Linked DNA regions of Mus musculus: region 1 is linked to region 2. Evidence: chromatin loops called from intact Hi-C (ENCODE). Cell type or tissue: heart. All regions are shown on one strand. Links, peaks and the distances in the headings refer to the core of each region. The heading gives the core; the rest is flanking DNA. Region 1 has its middle 13 kb from the start of Ttc30a2. Region 2 overlaps Gm13657 (a long non-coding RNA gene).

What was found. Hi-C counts contacts between places; a loop is a spot of excess contacts. Peaks named below come from ENCODE experiments on the same cell type or tissue, not always from the same donor. Only the 100,000 strongest peaks of a DNase experiment are listed, where the experiment ranks them.
Region 1: it touches region 2 in a loop (9-fold over the local background); 32 of 42 quality-filtered maps call a loop at or near these places.

Annotation. Positions count from the first base shown.
Region 1 is chr2:75,960,475-75,970,202 of GRCm38, forward strand. No RefSeq gene overlaps it. Among named protein-coding and RNA genes, the nearest start is that of Ttc30a2, 13 kb to the right of the region's middle. In heart, for the core only: CTCF peaks have their summits at 4,172 and 4,777; DNase peaks (open chromatin) are centred at 4,217 and 4,667; H3K4me3 peaks cover 825 bases; H3K27ac peaks cover 1,944 bases.
Region 2 is chr2:75,780,421-75,790,148 of GRCm38, forward strand. It overlaps Gm13657 (a long non-coding RNA gene), which reads left to right. Exons shown (of 5, transcript XR_001783382.2): 3 at 291-545; 4 at 6,503-6,710; 5 at 8,828-9,728. Among named protein-coding and RNA genes, the nearest start is that of Gm13657, 8.4 kb to the left of the region's middle. In heart, for the core only: a CTCF peak has its summit at 5,865 (motif pointing right); no DNase peak of the experiment used is centred there; H3K27ac peaks cover 217 bases.

The DNA of each region.
Region 1 (9,728 bases), core at 855-8,854, 180 kb after region 2:
TTTTGGGAACTTGGAGGTCCAGGAAGTGATCGCAGCTAAAGTTATTGTGTGACTCCATTTGTTTTTCTTTTGTGTAAGCATCAGAGGCTCTGCCCTGGGTCTTTCCTTTTAAGACAGCAGGGGAAGGAAGAAAGTTGGAAGGAGCTAGCAAGGAGTCAAGAGGCGCGGGGCATGCTGGGTGCAGGATCCTAAGTGCAAGGGACTTCAGAGCTGCTGGGTTCTCAAGTCAGCACCGCACTGCAAAGATCAGCAGAGATGACCTTCGCACAGAGGAAATGATTCACTGTCCCTTTGTTCTCCAAGGCTGTCACCAAAGCACACTGCAGAGAAACAGGCCCTTGACCTGGAAATCTCTGGGCTTGCTCTCATGTGTCACCAGACTTACTGAAAAACTCCACAGGGACATGTACTGAGATTCCCCCCTGACCGGTGAACAAACGGAGTGTGAACCCAAGCTTGTTCAAGCCTCTGAGATGGAAGAAGGCATGGTAGACTCTGCAGCTCTTAGCTGCCATGACCCTTCCTAAAGCAATCAGGGGGCGAGGAACGCTACACATTTTGGCTTTAGTGTCTTTACATCAATTGATGCCAGCACAAGACTTGTACCAGGCAAAGTTAAGTAGGCGTGAGGATTTTTTTCAAGGCTGTTGCAGTTGGTGAGAGGCCAGAACTCAGTCTGGATTCAACTCTGCTGAAGCGGGGATAGGATTTTTAAGCAGTGGGGTGAGAAGGAGATTGAGCCGTCTGTTTGTTAAGTGGCTTCAGCCAAAGGAAGCCACCTTCTCATGTCTTCTCAACAGATGGTAGTCCCACTATTTTGATGCCAGGAAAGTTGGGCTCCCCTCCCCACACCACAGAATAGGGTACGGGGTTCAGATGTAAGAAGGATGGTCTCTCCTTTGATGATTGTGTTTCAAGCTGTCACGCCTATGTCCTTGAGAAGACATTCTTGGGTTATAAAAACAAGCAAGAGACTTTAAAAATGATTTAAATTATCCCGTGTCAGGATTTAGAACGGGAGCAAACAAACAAACAGCCCGGGTGACGTTTAGCCATGCTGAGGTGTTTCAGAGCATGGATGTAGGTCTGAAGAGTGCCCGTTTAGAAGCTGGAGAGATGGCTTAGTGGTTAGGAACACTGGCTGCTCTTCCAGCTCTGTTCCTAGCATCCGCATGGTAGCTAGTAACCATCTGTAATCCACTTCCGGGAGATCTGACGCCCTTTTGTGGCCTTTGACTGAACTTCATACATGTGGGGTACAGATATAAATGCGGTCAAAACATCCGTATACATCAAAATAATTATCTACTAAAAAAAGAAAGAGAGAGATCTTTTCATAGAACTCCTCTGACAGTGCATAGAAGCAATACAGTGTCCACCCAGAGGATCTTTGTCTTCAGGAAGGATTACACAGCAGAGGTAAAGTCAAAACACTAAGTAATTTAGGCTTTTCCCCAAAGCCCAAGAGAGATACACTTAAAGGTACAGATATTTTCACAGGAAGAAGACTCCTTGTGAATGTCCATACCCCACTTAGGTTATAATTAGTTCGACAACCCTCAGGTGCACACCACATTCTGCCAGAAAACTCCGCTCCACCAAATCTCCAGTCGTTTACTCTGCAGAAGTCACCGGGGACGTTGACAAACTGGTTAGTGACAGCCATCAAACTTCAAAAAACATTAAAGCATGGAGGGCCTGAAATCTTATGGTTGGATCCACTTGCCAATATTTCTACCAAGTAAGAAGGTGCAACGTACTCTCCGCTCTCCTCCTGTGCCCGCCTCCCCATTCACTGACTACAGTGATGTCCAGCAATGATGTACCTTTGTTATTGAGAAGTATTTCCCAAGTTCACACGAACCCTTTCTCCTTTCCCTCTTTATCTTCTGTCACTCCCCTCCCTGCTCCTACTTGAAACAATTAGTCCCGTCTTCTTGTAGTTGGTTTCTTCTCTGCTCTGTCTTGGGAGGTAGCTTTAGGAGAGAAAGGGGTGTTCTGTCCTTCCTCTTGTGTGAGGCAACATGTCTGCCAAGTTGCCCATTCTTGTTGTGGTTCATAGGCCTGGAGAAATGGCTTGTTACAGTTAAATTGCATATTGTCTTTTCAAAGGAACCTCTTTCGGGGAGATGGCTTAGTGGATAAAGAGTTTCCTGGGTAAGCCTGAAAACCTGAGTGTGGGTCCCAGAACCCACATTAAACTGGATGCACTTGGAGTATCTCACACTCCTGTTTGGAGATGGGAGATGGAGGCAGGGGAATCTCCAGCCAGCCAGCTCTCCTATGCACTCACGGATAACAAGAGATCAAAACAAGGTAGGGGGCAAGAATGACACCTGGGTCTCTGACACAAGCAGTGTGGCACATCACTCTCTCTGTTTCTTCTTCTTCTCTCCCCCTTCCCGACTTCTCTCTCATACCGTTTTAAAGAAAAAAGTGAACGACTTTTGAAATCTACAGCAGACTCTGATTTACAGAAGATCAAGTATGAAGGGTCCAGAGAAGTTTGTACAAAATGAAGTAAAGACACTGAAGATCACTTTGTTGGCCACATCTAATGCTTCATGGGGCAAGTGTGAGCCCAAACAATATGAGATTATGCTAAGCTTTGTTCCAGGCAATCTTTTTGTAAGAATTCAATTGCTCTTTGTGTTATTTCTAAAATTAACTAGTTCTTAAAATACTGGGAATAGAAAGAACCCAGGGTCCTGGATTTTTAGGGAAAGGGCAAAAGACATGCTGGAGTATCCATAAGACATGGACTCTGACCTGAAGTTTAAAAGAGGTCAAAGGACCCAGACCTGCACAAGCTCACAGGGGGGAAACAGCTCAGTCAGCCATGGCCAGGCCTGTTGAAAGGATTAGCATGGGCCAACAGGCTCTGTAGGGAAGGCAAACAGACGTACAGAAATGTCTAACTGCGTAACTGTTGAAACTCCACACAAAATATAAGGGCAGAGCTGCCTGTTCATAAATTATTAGGGATTTAACAGCGTTGCTAGGAGAGGATTAAGCCAAGCATGTGTGGCCTTGTGTGATCATACTGGGCCCCACAACCACAAGGTGCACAGCCACAATGTGCTCAGTACCTCCCTCAAACTGCGAGGGTCCATCGACGTCAATTCCCTTGGCAAGGAGGAGAAGCTCACTGGCTTCATCACAGAGCAAGCATGTGGACAGAAGAAACGGGTGGGTGGTCCTTGCTAGGGTACTCCGAATAAGGCTCTCTTCCTGGCCGCTCTCCTTCCCTTCCCTTCAGAGGGTCATTCCCTTAGAGGACAGTTCAGCCATTGTCTGTGCTCGCCCTGGGGACACTTGACCTTGTGCAGACATTTCTCCTGCATTCCATTGCTTTTCCATCTCCTACCTTCTACCAAATACAGAGCTTTATAAGTGATTTTTTTTTTTTAAATGGCAAGTTTGTGGGCTTTTATTAGATGCTGTAATTTCAAACTGCGATTACATGATGTCTGGGTTTCCCCGAGCCCAAATTCAATATCCTGGAGCTCGGGCAGTTTTGTTGCCTGGCTTCAGCGTGCGCCTGGGGTGGGGCCCTGGCAGGGATGGGTGCCCATTCAGCCTCTTAAAATCTTCGGCTGTGGATGTGAGCTTAACCCAGCTTCCTTCTTCCTATTCTCTTGAATTATGTTTACTGGCCACTGTTACTTTGTGTGCTTACATGGTGGGTGGGAGTGAGGAAGATAACTTTTGGAAGTTAGTGCTCTCCTACTTTGGGTATGGGCCTTGAACGCAGGTCTCTAGGCTTGCATGGACAGCCGTTCCCTTGCTGAGCGACCTCACCAGCCCTACAGGGTGCATGACGTAATCAGCTCCCTCAAGTTCCTGCTGCTGTGAGTTCTCTGTCATGATAAAATGTAACCTCCAACCAGGAGCCAAAATAAACTCTTAAAGAAAAAAGAGAAAGAAAGAAAGAGAAAAGAAAAGAAAAGAAAAGAAAGAGAAGACAAACTCACATGTGTTCATTTTCACAGTCTCTGACTCCGCCTAGATTGTCCTTGTCATCGCAGTGTTCATGATGGAGCGATACATTTATGTTTTGCTACTGCTGAGCTGTAATCTGTTCCGAACTCATAAAGTGAAGGCAGAATAAAGCAAGAGGCCCTAGGACTGACCGCAAGGAGCCGGTGAAATCACCACCGTTTTCATGTGACGAGCGCCACACACTGGGCAGCGAGAGCTAATCTTTTGCTCTGCTTTTATTTCTGGGAAAGGGGACCCGTGGCATGGAGATGACCTCTCGAAAGTTGTGCGCGGCTCCCAGGGCATAGTAACCAGGCTGCCAGTGCCATTTCCACCCAGACAAGCACATTCCCATCTTCATGTTAGTAACATGACAGAGTTTTCAGATTTCCCGTTCATTTGTGGAAGGTGGGAGCTGGAACCCATGCTCTTTAAGATCCAGCTTTCCAAATTCGAGCACAGGATGCATGCAGATGGGTGCTGCCTAGTCAGCCCACAGCTGCCACATAGATTTAAAAAAAAAAGTGTTGCGCATCGGACTTTTGCTGTTTTATCCAGACATTTACCATAGCCAACCAGAGCACTGAGAAAGCTGAATGCTGAATTTCACACTCACTTGTGACTACCCCGCCCTCTGTCAGACTGACTCTGCAGCTTGCTACTGCATTCATTTCAAAGCTACTCAGAGAGAGGACGGCTAGGGCATCTGCCAAACAAGCAGATGATTCTGTTCCCTCTAGCAAAGGTTCTTTCAAGCCTTTCCCATGAGTTTTGAAGCCTTGAGGCCCCCTCTACTGGTGGAACTTGTAATCCATCAAATAGTTCGATTTGGTGAGCTGGGTAAAGAGGACTCCCAACCCTCAAACCAAATCAAACCAAACTAAACCAAAAAACAAACCACTCACATCAGATCAGCAAAGACTAGAATCGTAACAAAATGTGAACATTTCCCCTCCCACCCCCCACCAACTTTCAAGTTTGTAGACGAGAAATAGAAGTCTAGAAGGTTTCAAACCATTCTCTCATAAATCTGGTGGGGGACACTCAAGGACATTCGGCGGTTGCTGGCTGGCAAAGTGTGGAGTTATTTCTCTGGAGACAGAAGTCCTTGACACTTGCAAGAAATTCTGTGTTCTGTTCACCTAAACCAAGGATTCCTAAACTCTAACCACTCAGGCATCTCTGAGGTGCTCTTGTCAAAGCCAAGGGCAGCATGTGTTACGACTTACGAATTCTCTTCCACAAAGCCACCAATGAGATTCCCTCGGTGTTACTGTGTGTATCACACTTTAGATAGAGCTGAGGCAAGAGACCTCACGCTTGTGTTTATGGCTACAACAGTCATTATTACATCCTTTCTTTTATTCTTAGTGTTGTTGTTGTTGATGATGATGATGGGGCGTGTGCGAGCACATCTATGTGCATGTGTGTGCGACTGTGTATACAGCTTTCCAGAGTCAGCTTACTACTTCCACTGTGGGCCCTGTGTGTTGAACTCAGGCTGTCAGGGTGCTTTTGCCCCACTGAGCCATCTCACGGCCCACACCCTTAAAGGGGCAGCTGTCTCTTGTTTGTGTACCTGCAATTTCTGGTGTTCTTCTCTCTTTTCTACAAGTCACTCTTCATTCTATCCCCACATCCCTTTGCTTTAATCTTCATATTTTCTTTACACCCATGTGCTCAGGAAAACTCTCCCTGGGCACTATGTCTCAGTTTAGACTCAGCTCTGGGAAACCGCATTGAAGTCAAGGCACATTGGATGAATAAAAAGTCCTCTGTATTCCCGTCTTTCTCTGGAACTTGAAGTGAGAGTTTTTGTTTTTGTTGTTTTGTTTTGTTTTTGTTTTCCAATTTCACCCTTAGAGTCTGCTTTCTCTGAGGAATTGACACGTGAAAATGAAAGCTTAAAAAAAAAAACAAAAAAACAAAATCAATCCAAATGTTTAATTCATTATCCCTTGAGGAGCAGGGTAGAGGTGCCCTGATGGCAGCCATACCTGTGGGAGATGTGGTGATGAGAGAAAAGCTGTGTTTATGAAGTCTTTTTTCATGTTCAACATTCCTGGGAAACTAACACAAACTTCATTTCTCCAGTAATAAAGGTGACCATTGTTCTTCTCCTGCTGGGTGCATACACTCAGTTTTCAGTTAGTTCTGACCTGCAGCAGGTTACCACTGTGAAACCCCAGCTATTAACAGCTGAGTATGTGTTTAAAGCTGCCCCACAGAAGGCTGGTGTGGAAACCTCTCATCGTGATGTGTGCTCCCTGCTTCACCCATTGTGTCGTTTCTGTGGACTCTCAGTGAGTCCTTGGGGTTCCCTTGTAAAAATTAAGAGAACAAAACAAAGCAAAAATATTTTATGGTCATAAGAGCTCAGAAATATTTGCTTTAAACGTAAATTTTATAATAATGAGCCCAGTACATAAGTTATAAGCTCTTCTTGCAAAGACATGGATTCCACGGATTGAATTTTCATTTGGTAATATTTGCATAGTACTTTAGAACATAACACAATGATGTAGACATGGATTAAAAACTCAGCTGCAGCTCTGTACTTCTCCAAGCCTTTTTACTCTGTAGAAAATTAAGTATGTTCAATCTTAACGACAGCTAATCCTAAAGAAGACTAATATAAAAGACTCTGCACCCCATGGGGTGCAAGAGGGCGCTAGGCATTTATGGAAGCTCCCCAAAGGGGCTCTCTCTGATGGCAACAGATGGAAACCCCAGGGAGAGGCAGGTTCCCACTGTGACTGTCACAGGCCTCATGGTGGTGCTTTGGCAATGACATCAGCCAGGAGATCAGCAACTGGAATTTTAGATTTCATAGAAGGATTTTTGCTTTGGGGTGTGTGTGTGTGTGTGTGTGTGTGTGTGTAGGGGACAAGGTGGCAGTAGCAGTCGATAAAGCCTAAGGACAGACACTCTTTCCTGCATATTATATCAGTAAATCAGGTGACCAGCCAAGGACCACCTGTTTTGAATTTGCGTGGCCAACAGTTTAGGAGAAGTTGGGCTGGGTCAGTGGGGTACACCAAGCACCGAGGGAATTCTTAGAAAGAACTGAACTTTTATGTGGAGCTTTCCCTGTGGCCAGGGCTATCACTTGTTAGGGCCAAAGCTGAGATATCACATCAGGTAGATCATTTATCTGTTTATCTATTGTGGGGAAGGCCGGGTTGCTTCCCTGGCACACCGAGGTTTTTACTGCACATGAATTAGTGCCCTTGCCATCTTCATTTTCATTCTATTATGTCTGAGGTTTCCCTGAAAAAGCCTTACACTGATATGGAGGAAATGTGACATTTGCAGCATATGTTTTCCATACAAGCTTCTGATTATAGGGGATTAATATCTACCTTGTGTTTTGGTCAAAATAAAGTAGGCAGACTTTAGATTTAGGGATCATTAAAGTAGGTCAGTTTAACTTTCTTAAAAATGTAATTCTTATTAGTTCCTTGAGGATGTCATATGTCTTGATCATATTTACCCTCACTCTTTACCAAACTCTTCACAATCTAGCAACTGGCCCAGCATAATCTGTGCTGCTCATATACTCATGGGTGTGGCTGACCTACCAGGGACCACACCCTGTGTTTAATTTTCTATTTATAGATATTTAAGTGAATGTTATCCCAAGAAAATAGGGCTGGAAAGACAGCTCAGTAAAGTGTTTAGTGTGTGAGCATGCAGGCCTGGGTTCATTCCCAGATCCCATATGAAAAGACTTGGTGGGGTGACGCACACTTGGAGTCCCAGGGCCAGGGACATGGAGACACACAAATCCTTGGGACCAGCAGCTTAACATGTGAGTCCCAGGCCAGAGAGAGACCCTGCTTCAAAAAAAAAAAAAAAAAAAAAACCAACCAAACAAACAACAACAACAACAACAAAAAAAACAAGGTGACTGATATCTGGGAAGAGTGACACCCAAGGCTGTCCTTTGTCTTTCTCTTTCTTTCTTTTGTGTGACATGCATTCACTTGGCATGTGTACATTCCACCTATACACAAGTTTATTCTCTCTCTCTCTCTCACATACACACACACTCACACACACACACATACACACACATACACATGCACACATGCACACACACAGAATAAACCAATCTATTGAATTTCAAAAGATCATATGGTCAGTATTAATGGGGTCAGGTTTTCAGGCAAATGTCTTTACAAAGATTTTAAAATTTTTATTCTATATACCTGATACCTGATAATGAGTCTAGCTCTCAAGGAAGAGTGAATTACAAGAATATTTAGAAATATGCACAAGAATTCATCAACTCCTGGACGATACCACAAATGTACTAAAGAAAAGTTATCCTGCTGAGTGTGGTGGCACACACCTTTAATGCCAGCACTCAGGAGGCAGATGCAGACAGACCTCTGTGGGTTCAAGACTAGCTTGGTCTACAAAGCAAGTTTCAGGCTAGCCAGGGCTATATATTCAGACCATGTCAAAAAAGGAGAGAGAGAGAGAGAGAGAGAGAGAGAGAGAGAGGGAGAGAGAGAGAGAGAGAGAGAGAAGGAGAGGAGAGGAGAGGAGAGGAGAGGAGAAGAGAAGAGAAGAGAAGAGAAGAGAAGAGAAGAGAAGAGAAGAGAAGAGAAGAGAAGAGAAGAGAAGAGAAGAAGCAAAAAGAAAAGAACAAATTATTCTATAATGCCTGCTAAAACACATTTTATTCTAGGTGATGCCAGAGCACAACCTTCGCACTCTGATCACTGTGATAGAAGTTTGCATTTGAGGAGAGAGGTTGAGCTCAACTCCAAATACAGCGTGGATAAGTAGGAATTTAAGGCAATGGGTGAGGGTAGAGGTTAATAGCTGGATATTTTCTAAGAGGAAACCACAGTGGAAGAGAAGATTTGGCTAAACTGGCTGGGCAGGGTTTCCTTTGAGGCAGGCCAGGGTGATCCGACATCCAGGGAGAAGTTGGAGAGATGGAGCCAACTATACTTTGGAAACGATTAGATATGAAAGAGGAAGGTTCTAGCTGAATAACCTCATTGGAAGTTGTTAAAACTGGACAAGTCAGAAACAGGCACAGCCATCCAAAGCACAAGGCCTGCTGGGAAAGTCTGGGAGAGTCTATAAAGACTATGGTCAAAGGACACAACTCTTATCTGTGCTATGTGTGGACTGAGTGCTTTCAGACACCAAAAAGTCTGGCTCGAACAAATTTAAACAGCGAGATAATTCATCCCATTCTACAGGAGACTCAGAGGTTGACTCTAGCCCCAGGGTGGGATTACAGTAATTCAAAGACATCACTAAAGGCCCATGCTTTCTTTATTTCTCCAGTATCTTCAGAATATGGGTCTGGCGTCTGTTCTGGTCATAAGATGGTGACAGAAGATTCAGACCCACAATGTTCAAATAAAGAAGAGGGACTCTTATATCTCCCCCTTTTAATCAGTGAAGATGTCTTTCCCAGCAACTCCTAGGACGCTTCCCGGATCTTAGTAGGGAATGGCTCAGATGCCTACCTATTCCTACGCAAATAAGGAAAAGGTGGATTTCCGTGTGTCTGGCTTAGATCAGCACTTCTCAACCTTGGCTGCATGTTGGGAGCTGAAGAAGATGTTACCTGGATTCTACTCTCAGAACTGCTGCTTTCATTGTTCTGGAAGACCATATGGAGCGATTTCAATGGCTTCCCAGATGACTATAATGTAAGCCAGTGATTCTGAGAGCCATTGGATTAGACCCAATCAACACCCGAGACAGGGTGAGGAATG
Region 2 (9,728 bases), core at 1,051-9,050:
ACTGTATGGCCTTTGAAATGCCATCCATTACGGGGACTGGCCTCCTTGTTTTTCCCTGTCAGCAGATTCTGTGGAGAGCATCTTGCTGGTAGACCCCATTTTATTGTCTAATGATGAGATTCAATGAAGCAGTGAAGGGTAAGGCTTTTAAAATATCCCTAGTGGGGCTTTGATATAGAGCATAAAGGTCTCCTCTCTGGACCCGCTCCACTCCTTTTCTCCTGCTTTATTAATTCAACCGTAAATTGCACACTTTTAATGAAGTGTTACCTTTCTGCTAACTTCCCCAGCTTCAGTTCGGTGCAGCTCCTGATGGTACAGGGACCAGTTTACAGCTGGCTCCAAGCATCAGCTGACAAGAGGATCCAACCTAGCATTGTCACGGATCTTAAATGAAGCCAACACGTTAGCAAACCAGGTGGTTTGGAGTTGGGCCGTATCAGATGCCCAGAGGAAGGACACAAATCACCATGCCTCTGTAACCAGCATGCCACAGGACCTGAGGAGAGTACAGCTAGCATTATTTTAAAGATACAGACAACATCGTAAGCCTGTGGGAGACACATGCATGGGGAAGGGGGTTCGGGGAGGGGGTTAATTCCCTCATCCATTATCAATAATCATTTGCATTGCTATGTGATTAGATCTATTTGAGGGAAAAACAAAAGCAAAAACCAAAACAAAACCTTGTTGGTCAGGCATGGTGGTGTACACCTTTAAGCCCAGCACTCAGAAGGCAAAAGCAGAGGTAGGTGGATGTCGATGCATTCAAGTCCAGCCTGGGCTATATAATCACATGCTGTCTAGAAACAAAACAAGCAGGCATGTGTTTGGAGAAGGGTGGTCTATGGCCGTTTGTTGCCACTGAACTCTACTGAGAACCCAGACCTGCCGGCATTTTTTTCACCTCTATTGCCATCTAGAGGAGACAATTGGAAGGACATGAAGTAAGTCCCCAGATGGAATTAAGTGAAAACCAATACTGGAAAGAAACATTTGTACAAAACTCTAAGAATCACTACACTTTGTTGGCTCCAACTTTATGTTTTTCTCCTCTCTTTCCATCTGGCTCAGTTACAGGCAGGATTTGAATATCCACTTATGGGCTTTTATATCAGCACTTCCGGCATTTCGAGGGCTCCGGTGGACACCTCTTATAGACATAAAATCATGAAACTTTCTGATGAGGTGGTTTGTTTGTTTGTTTGTTTACTTGGATTTTGGTGAATGGAGAAGAGGATGGAGCCTTTCAACACAGAGAGGCAGTTTCCTGACGTCCATAGCCTCAGAACCTATTCATTTTGTGGGGTGTTTATAGGTAGCACGTTGGTCAAATATGTTTTGCTAGGGAGAGCAGTACTGAGCCGTTTTCTTTACAACCTTTAAATTACTGGTGTGCACTGTGGACTTGAGGAGATCAAACACGGGGCAAGCAGTGACCTTGGAGCCTCCTGCCTTTCACAGAACCGATGGGAAATATCCTGTGTACACTTCAAGGACTGTTCCCACAGGCAAGAGAAGCTGGCCTGCTGCATGCACACCATGTGCAAACAGACCAGCCCTTCCTCAGCTCTCCTGCTCCTCTCTGTCTAAACATTGTTGAAGCTTTGTTTTGGGGTTGAGTGGCTTAAAGACTGTAACCATGGTCACTAACAACAGGGATACATCTTTGTGAGCGTATCGTTGAGTGTGCTTTCGTAAGCCTCAATGGTATGAGCTAATTTACTCTATGACATGGCCTCTTGTGCAACCAGCAACTGTAAATGCAGCATCAGGAGGCTGCTGCTGGCCTAACATGACAAACTTTTAAGTAAACTCCTTTTGATCTGGTCTGTGTTGTGCCTCTGCTCATGCATGAGGGGCCCAGACCAGGGTGTTTGTTAGGCATCCTCTGTCACTCTCTACCTTATTCTGCGTGTGTGGGGGTCTGTTTATAAACCTGGGGGTTATTATTTTTTCTCACTACATAGGCAGTTAATAGGCTCCAGTGAGTCTCCCCTCTCTACCTTCTACAGCCCTGGGGTTACATGTACGCATACAATAATGCCTGGCTTGTTCTATGGGTGCTAGGATCTGAACCCAGGTCCTCAGAGTTGTGCAGCAAGCATGATTAATCACTGAGACAAATCATCACCTGCCTTCTCTATTTCTTGGAAAAGATCTCACGTAGCCTGTTATGTAGCTGAAGATGACTTTGAGTTTCTTTTTTTGTTTTAAAAGATTTATTTGTTTGTTTGTTTTATGTATATGAGTACACTGTAGTTGTACAGATGGTTGTGAGCCATCTTGTAGTTACTGGGAATTGAACTCAGAACTTCTGCTCGCTCTAGCCCTGCTCATTCTGGCCCCACTTTCTCCAGCCCAAAGATTTATTTATTATGTATAAGTACACTGTAGCTCACACACACCAGAAGAGGGCGTCAGATCTCATTACAGATGGTTGTGAGCCACCATGTGGTTGCTGGGATTTGATCTCAGGACCTTTGGAAGAGCAGTCAGTGCTCTTAACCGCTGAGTCATCTCTCCAGACCCAACCTTGAATTCTCCTGCATCTCCCTCCTGGATGCTTGGATTACAGGACTCCACCACACTGGGTTTATGTGGTGCTGAGGTCGAATGCCGAGCTTGGTGCAAGTGCTCTTCCGACGGAGCTGCTTCTCCAACCTCTTCTGTTTTACTTTTCTTAGTACGTAGGACCACACTCTAAAATAAAGACAAAAACACTAACTTAGCAACGCACATGTGGGTACTGTGTTCCTTTATTGTCCTTAGGAAGCATTCTGTATTGTACATAACTGTGCTGTACTTTCATAAGTGTAACAGCATGGTGGCTGTATCTACTCCAACAATGTCATGACAGGGATGGAATGTGCTGTGCTACATTGTGAGGTTGGCAATGTCACAAAATCTCCAGTTGCATTGTATCTGTAAGACACCAACTATGCCGGCCTGTGACTACCCAACTATCAGTGTGTGGGTCCTTAACTACGTCCCCCCCACCCCCAGAAGGAATGCAGTAGGGATGGGTTTCTTTTTTTTTTTTTTTTCTTTTCTTTCTTTTTTTTTTTTTTTTTTGGTTTTTCGAGACAGGGTTTCTCTGTGTAGCCCTGGCTGTCCTGGAACTCACTTTGTAGACCAGGCTGGGCTCGAACTCAGAAATCCGCCTGCCTCTGCCTCCCGAGTGCTGGGATTAAAGGCGTGCGCCACCACGCCTAGCAGGGATGGGTTTCTTTTTGACAGTTGCTATGTCCAGATGAAACACAGTAAGCTCATCGGTAACATAAGACACACTCTATCAGCACCAAGGAGCATGCTGTAAGATGGTCTCTCTACTTCCAATACATCTAGTCTACTAACTCCACGAAGGGCCCAGTGGGAGGGAGACCAGAGCTGAGAGAGCAAGAGCCTTTGTTGCACCATGGAGTAAGTAGAGTGATACGTTTACATACAAAGATTTCTTAGATAGATAAATGATCATCCTACCAGATTTATTCATTGTAACTGGAACAGTGGGACTTTGTTTCTTGTGGAGCAAGGCCACATTCTTCCGTGGAAGGCAGCCTTACAGGAAGGTGGTTATAGTAGCACCATTGTTAGAGCAGTTCACCCCAGTTTAGAAGGTTTAAATGCCAATGACTATGTGACTATGAATATCTATTGTGTTAATCCTGCAATTTTATGTACATTGCAGTGCTCTGCTGCTGAGCCCCGTACTTAGCTCTTGGGTTTTTTTGTTTTGTTTTGTTTTGTTTTGTTTTGTTTTAGCTTTAGCTTGGCCTGAACTATGTAGCCTGGGCAGGCCTCACGCTTGTGGTCCTCCCCACCTCAGCATCAAGTAAATAATATTAATGTTTCTTCTGCAATAGCTTTTCTGCTATTTTTAGGGAAAGAAATATGCAATTCACATTTTTTGATTCAAGATTATAATATCATAATCATATAATACCTGATTGTTTAGATATTAATGAGGCTGGTAGAAAATATCATCCCTTACGAGGGAAATGTGCTATTTTCATCTTATAAAGAAGCAACTCAGAGACACTTGCGTGTTCAGTAATGTGAGGAGACAGGAGCAGGTTCTAATTCAGTTCTATTTGACTCCTGGTCCTAAAACTATTGGTTTATCTGATCTTGGAGCAGAGTAATTTTAGAAAATGCTTGCGTATTCTTTTTGTTGTTGAAGTGGGGGTCTTTCTCAATAGCCCACATTGACCTTGAACTCATAAACTCAAGCAATCCTCCTGATACCCAAGTAGCTGAGTCTACATGTCTGGGCCTCTGTGCTCGGTTGCCTCTGATTTTCATCATCTGAAACTAAGACCTGCCAAAGTGGGGGGGGGGCAGTTTTCCTGAGATTTCGAGACTTGCATGCGCGGTACTGGATTGATGTGAGAGCACCCTCTGGGGCCATCTCTGTTCTAATCCCCGGGCTTGGTCTTCTGCAGCCTTTGGAAAGGTTATGTTTCAGAATAGGTGTTGGTTTACACCGATGTTTTTCAATGCTTCATAGTCATTTTTCAAGATAATTCAGTTATGACTCTATAAAAGAAAACTAAAGAAACAGGGTTAAATTCAGGTCATTTGAAAGGAAGTCTTTGCCAGCTGGTGGTAGCACATGCTTTTAATCCTAGCACTGTGGAGGCAGACACAAGTGGATTTCTGTGAGTTCGAGGCCAGCCTGGTCTACAGAGCTAGTCCCAGGATAAATAGTGTTTCCCTATCTTTTTTTTTTTTTTTTTAATTTCTTTGAAAAATATTTCTGGCAGCTTCAAGGGCAGAAGTTGTTTATTTGTGTGTGTGATTTTTTTAATTAGGTATTTTTCTCGTTTACATTTTCAATGCTATCCCAAAGGTCCCCCATACCCAACCCCCCAATCCCCTACCCACCCACTCCCCCTTTTTGGCCCTGGCGTTCCCCTGTACTGGGGCATATAAAGTTTGCAAGTCCAATGGGCCTCTCTTTGCAGTGATGGCCGACTAGACCATCTTTTGATACATATGCAGCTAGAGACAAGAGCTCCGGGGTACTGGTTAGTTCATAATGTTGTCCCACCTATAGGGTTGCAGTTCCCTATAGCTCCTTGGGTACTTTCTCTAGCTCCTCCATTGGGGGCTGTGTGAGTGTTGCCCTATCTTGAAAAAGAAGGAGGAGGAAGAGGAGGAGGAGGAGAAAGAAAGAGTATTTGTGTGTGACATAGTCTGAATTTGCCAGGTTTGTGAACATATTTTCTAGTAATTTTCAACAATTAATTCAGCATACCATGAGTTAATTTATGGTGATGGAGAACCTTTCTGTGTATGGATGCCTGGCCATTTTCCCAACAAATTCATTTGCTGAAGATGGATTTTTACAAGTAGGTTTGGAAGTGAATTAGGTGTGAATATAGAAACTGGATTTTAAATATGCGTTTCTTTAGTCCTTTGTTTTATATGTGCTGAAAAGAAAGCAGTAACATCTCTCTCTCCCCCTCCTGCCTTTCCTCCCTTCTTACTTTCCACCCCCCTCTTCTTCCCCTGGTCCCTCCCCGTACAGTACACCTCCCACTTCTCTACTCACTCCTCCTCTGGCTTTCCTTTTGAAAGGCCAGGCTCCCATGGCTATCAACCGGCCAAGGTATATCAAGTTTCAGTAAGAAGGAAGCTGGATTCTTGAAGAACTAAGGACAGATGGAGAGCGAAAAATCTTGGCCAACCATGGGATTTTAAACAAATCATTTCTCCTTTTCCTTCTTCATACCTCTCTCTTTTTGATCTAGCTAACTACAAAGGCTCCTCCAGTTTCTAACTGCCTGTAGGATGACACTGGGGGCAGACACAAGATGTACATTCTTAGTAAACAAAGCCATGCTCCGTTGTGTCCACTAGGAGGCACTGTAGCACCAGTGCACTATCGTCTGTCCTTCAATTTATCCAAGTCAATTTATTTTCCTTAAACCTTCAAATTCAAGTTTATGCTACCGTGAAAGCTAAGATTTAATTTAGTAACAGCATCTGGTTAAATCTAGGAAGAATTCAGCCGAGAGACTTACTGACTAGGGAAAATCAGAATCCCGGAGCCATTTGCATTGTAAATGGTGTCTCATGATTTTGAAAGGGCATCAGGAGGGGCTTGAAATTCTCAAGGGAAATATAGATTGGACCAATCCCGACTTCCCTAACAATGAAGTCATAAATGAAGAAGTGTGCAAACTCCATGTGAAGACAACTATAATATTACTCAAGGGTAGAAAAGAATACTTAAATTGAGATATACCATGTTCTTGGATACAAAGGTTCAGTGCTGTATAAATTTAAAGCTATTCTACAAATATACTCACACATATAATGTGATCAAAAATTTTTTTTAGAAACTTGATAAAGTTTATTGAGGACAATGAAGCTGGAAAAAATAAAGGAAGAAAATTGAACTTTTTGAAGGGGAAGAGAATTTGAACCACTGGTTTTTTGTTTGTTTGTTTTATTTTAAATCATGAAACAGTTGAACGTAAATATCTCTTTATAGGTCTCTGGGAATGGCTGAGCAGGGAACGTGCCTGCCACACATGCATGAAGACGTGAGTTTGTATACCCAGAGTATACATACAAAATGCCTGTAACTCTAGCACTGGGGGCAACGAGGCATGGAAAAGCAACAGCAGATGCCTGAAGCTCACTGGTCAGTCAGCCTGGCTGAAGCTAAGAGCTTTAGATTCATCGAGAAAAGCAGCAAGGTGAAGGTCCTTGCCACCAAAGCTCTGTAAAGAACATTCAGTCCCAAGAGCCTACATGATGGGAGGAGAGAACAGATTCCCTGAGACTGCCATGTGTCTTTTGTCTTCCACATGTGTGCTGTGGTACCCACCCCACCCCTCACCCCAACTCCCCAATGCACACATAGTAAATAAATGGGAAAATGTAAAGATAGACAGCAATCAGGGAAGACACCCAGGGTCAACCTCTGGTCTCCACACATAGGTACACACACATACCCAACACACACAGTTACTCATGCATACATTGATGAGCACATATGCCACATCTATACAATACTACACACACACACACACACACACACAAAGTTGCTACAAAGTATTAGGCCAACAAAAGAAAATAACAAGTCTTGAAAGCGTGCTTGAAAAGCAAGCATGATAGACTGGACTCTCTCTCTGTCCTCTGTCTCTGTCTCTGTCTGTCTGTCTATCTCCCCCCTCCCCATGCATTCATGTGTATGTGCATAGGTATGCATGTATAGATGTGTGTGTGTGTGTGTGTGTGTGCGCGCATGTGTGTGCATGTGCAATGAGGTATGTCTAGTCTTCCTGTGACATTGAACCCCGAGGAGTGGTACAAAGACGCCAGTCCATCACATTACTTACCTGCACTGATGATGAGGGGTCTAGTGGTGATAGTGTCAGAGAAACTTCCCCTGAAGTAGCAACTTCTTCCTGTCAGAGTTCTGGAAGCATCCTCACTGGACTGTGCATCAGTGATTCTTAGCTTTCTGCTATCAGCTGACTCTGCTCTTGTCTGCTTCCTGAGCCTGATCTTAGCTTTCTCAGGGATGCTGTGCCCTACTTGGTATTTTTCAAAAAGTCCTTTTTTAGTTAAGTCACATAGAATTGGTTGCTAATGCTCAAACCTAGGTCCTGACACATCCAAAAGCTGGTAACCGGGGCATTGTTATTGAAAGAGACTCTTAGGTAAACCAGGAGGCTCTGATCATGCAGACTCAGTATTTCCAAAAAAAAAAAAAAAATGATAAAACCCAGTTAATATCAGAGATAGAACTCTGAAATCCCATGCCTTTAGTAGCAAAATGGTTAATAAAATGAACGCCTCTGCACATTAGAGCCAAGGTGGGCCATGGAGGACTACTGGTTGCCACAGGGCAATGTGAAGGGTGGCTTAGAGGATTCCAGAGCTGTGTGCTGTGTACTTCCATCGAAAGGCTGAGCAGTGAGACTCTCTAGGTTTCCATTCTAGAATGTTCACCGAAACCCCGAGTATGAGTGTGTAAGGGACTCTGATGGTGCTCAGAATGGAGACAGGGAGAACAATACAGGATCTTACTGACTGCTAACTTGCAAATCAGTCTACCCTCTTACTCTGGCTCTTATATGAGCATTATTTGATGTGCTGATCTAGAAAGATTAAGATTTATAAAATTAAATTGCTGTAGGGTGCAGGATGGGAGGAGCTTAAGGAGCCCAGATGTCCAATTCTTAGTTTCTTGGCAGCTGTCGCTTTTGCTCCTCTGTTCAGTGCTTTTGGAAACCCCCAGTTTGAGGAGGTTACCTTTGGAGAGGAAGTCCGTTCCCTCAGGCCCCAGTCATCTTCTGTCTCTAGATCTATAATTAGGGTCAAACCCTAGCCTGATCTAAGAGGAAATTGAAGGGCTAAGAGCAGAGCTCACTGGTGGAATGTCTGTCTAGTCTGCCCAGGGCGATGCTTCAGTCCCCAGTACAGAAGAGGAGGAGAAGGAACAAGAGGAGGAGGAGGAACAAGAGGAGGAGGAGGAAGGAGAGGAAGAGAAAGAGGAGGAAGAGGTGGAAGAGGAGGAGGAGGGAGAGGAGGAGGTGGTGGTGGTGGAGGAGGAGGAGGAGGAAGAGGAGGAGGAAGAGGTGGAGGAGGAGAAGGAGGAAGAGGAGGAGGAGGGAGAGGAGGAGGTGGTGGTGGAGGAGGAGGAGGGAGAGGAGGTGGTGGTGGTGGAGGAGGAGGAGGAGGAGGAGATTTGTTAATGACTTGTGGGGCATGGCCTAGTATAGCTGCTAAATGAACGTAAGAAAGTCAAGTTTTGAGACTGGGTTGAACATGAGAGGCTGGGAATGATCCTCTTTTCCTCTTCTAGAAGCTGATGGACTTCAGGACCAGGGTGATTCACAAACACAAGAGCCTTCTGGTTAATTCCACAGGGAGAGACAAACGGGTGTTCTCAGGAGTTGCTCTGAATGCGGTATATTTACTTTGGAAAGTGTGATTCTCAATCCCTCTTTCTGTCTCTCTCTCTCTCTGTCTCTCTGTCTCTCTGTCTCTCTGTCTCTCTCTGTCTCTCTCTCTCTCTCTCTCTCTCTCACACACACACACACACACACACACACACACACACTGAATCTTGAGATTCATTTGCAAACTGAGTGTGAGCCTCACTCTCCTTGTCAACTTGATTTTGATGTAACTTACCAATGCCTCTGTAACAGCGAAGACAGGTAAAGGAAGAATAAGCATTTCTGCACATGGGCAAACTGGCATTTAGATCCCCAGTACCTGTGTAAAGGCCAGGCAGCATGGTGGCCAGCCGTTAGTCTTACTCTTAAGACGGGGAGACAGGAGATTCCTGGAGTAAGCTAGCTAGCTTGCTGAACTGCCAGTCTCTAGTGGGAAACCTTGCCTCAAAATGTAAGGTGACAAGTGGTTGAGAAAGACACTTGACATCAACCCCTGGTCTACCTAGGCACCTGTACACATGTCACACACACACACACACACACACACACACACACACACCCCACAAGGGAAAAATTTTGATAGTAGTGGAAAAATTGAAGGAATGTGTGTAATGTCAAAAAATGGATACAACTCAAATATGAATTCATTACTTACAGAGCATTTGTTCTATATATCTCCCTTCTAGCAAGTAGTTTTGTGATAGCAAACAAATTAAAATTTATTGCCCATGAATCCTAAGGAGGGATTAAAAAGCTTGCTTGTAAGTTACCCAGGGCTGTAATTGGACCTGAGGGGGCAATCAG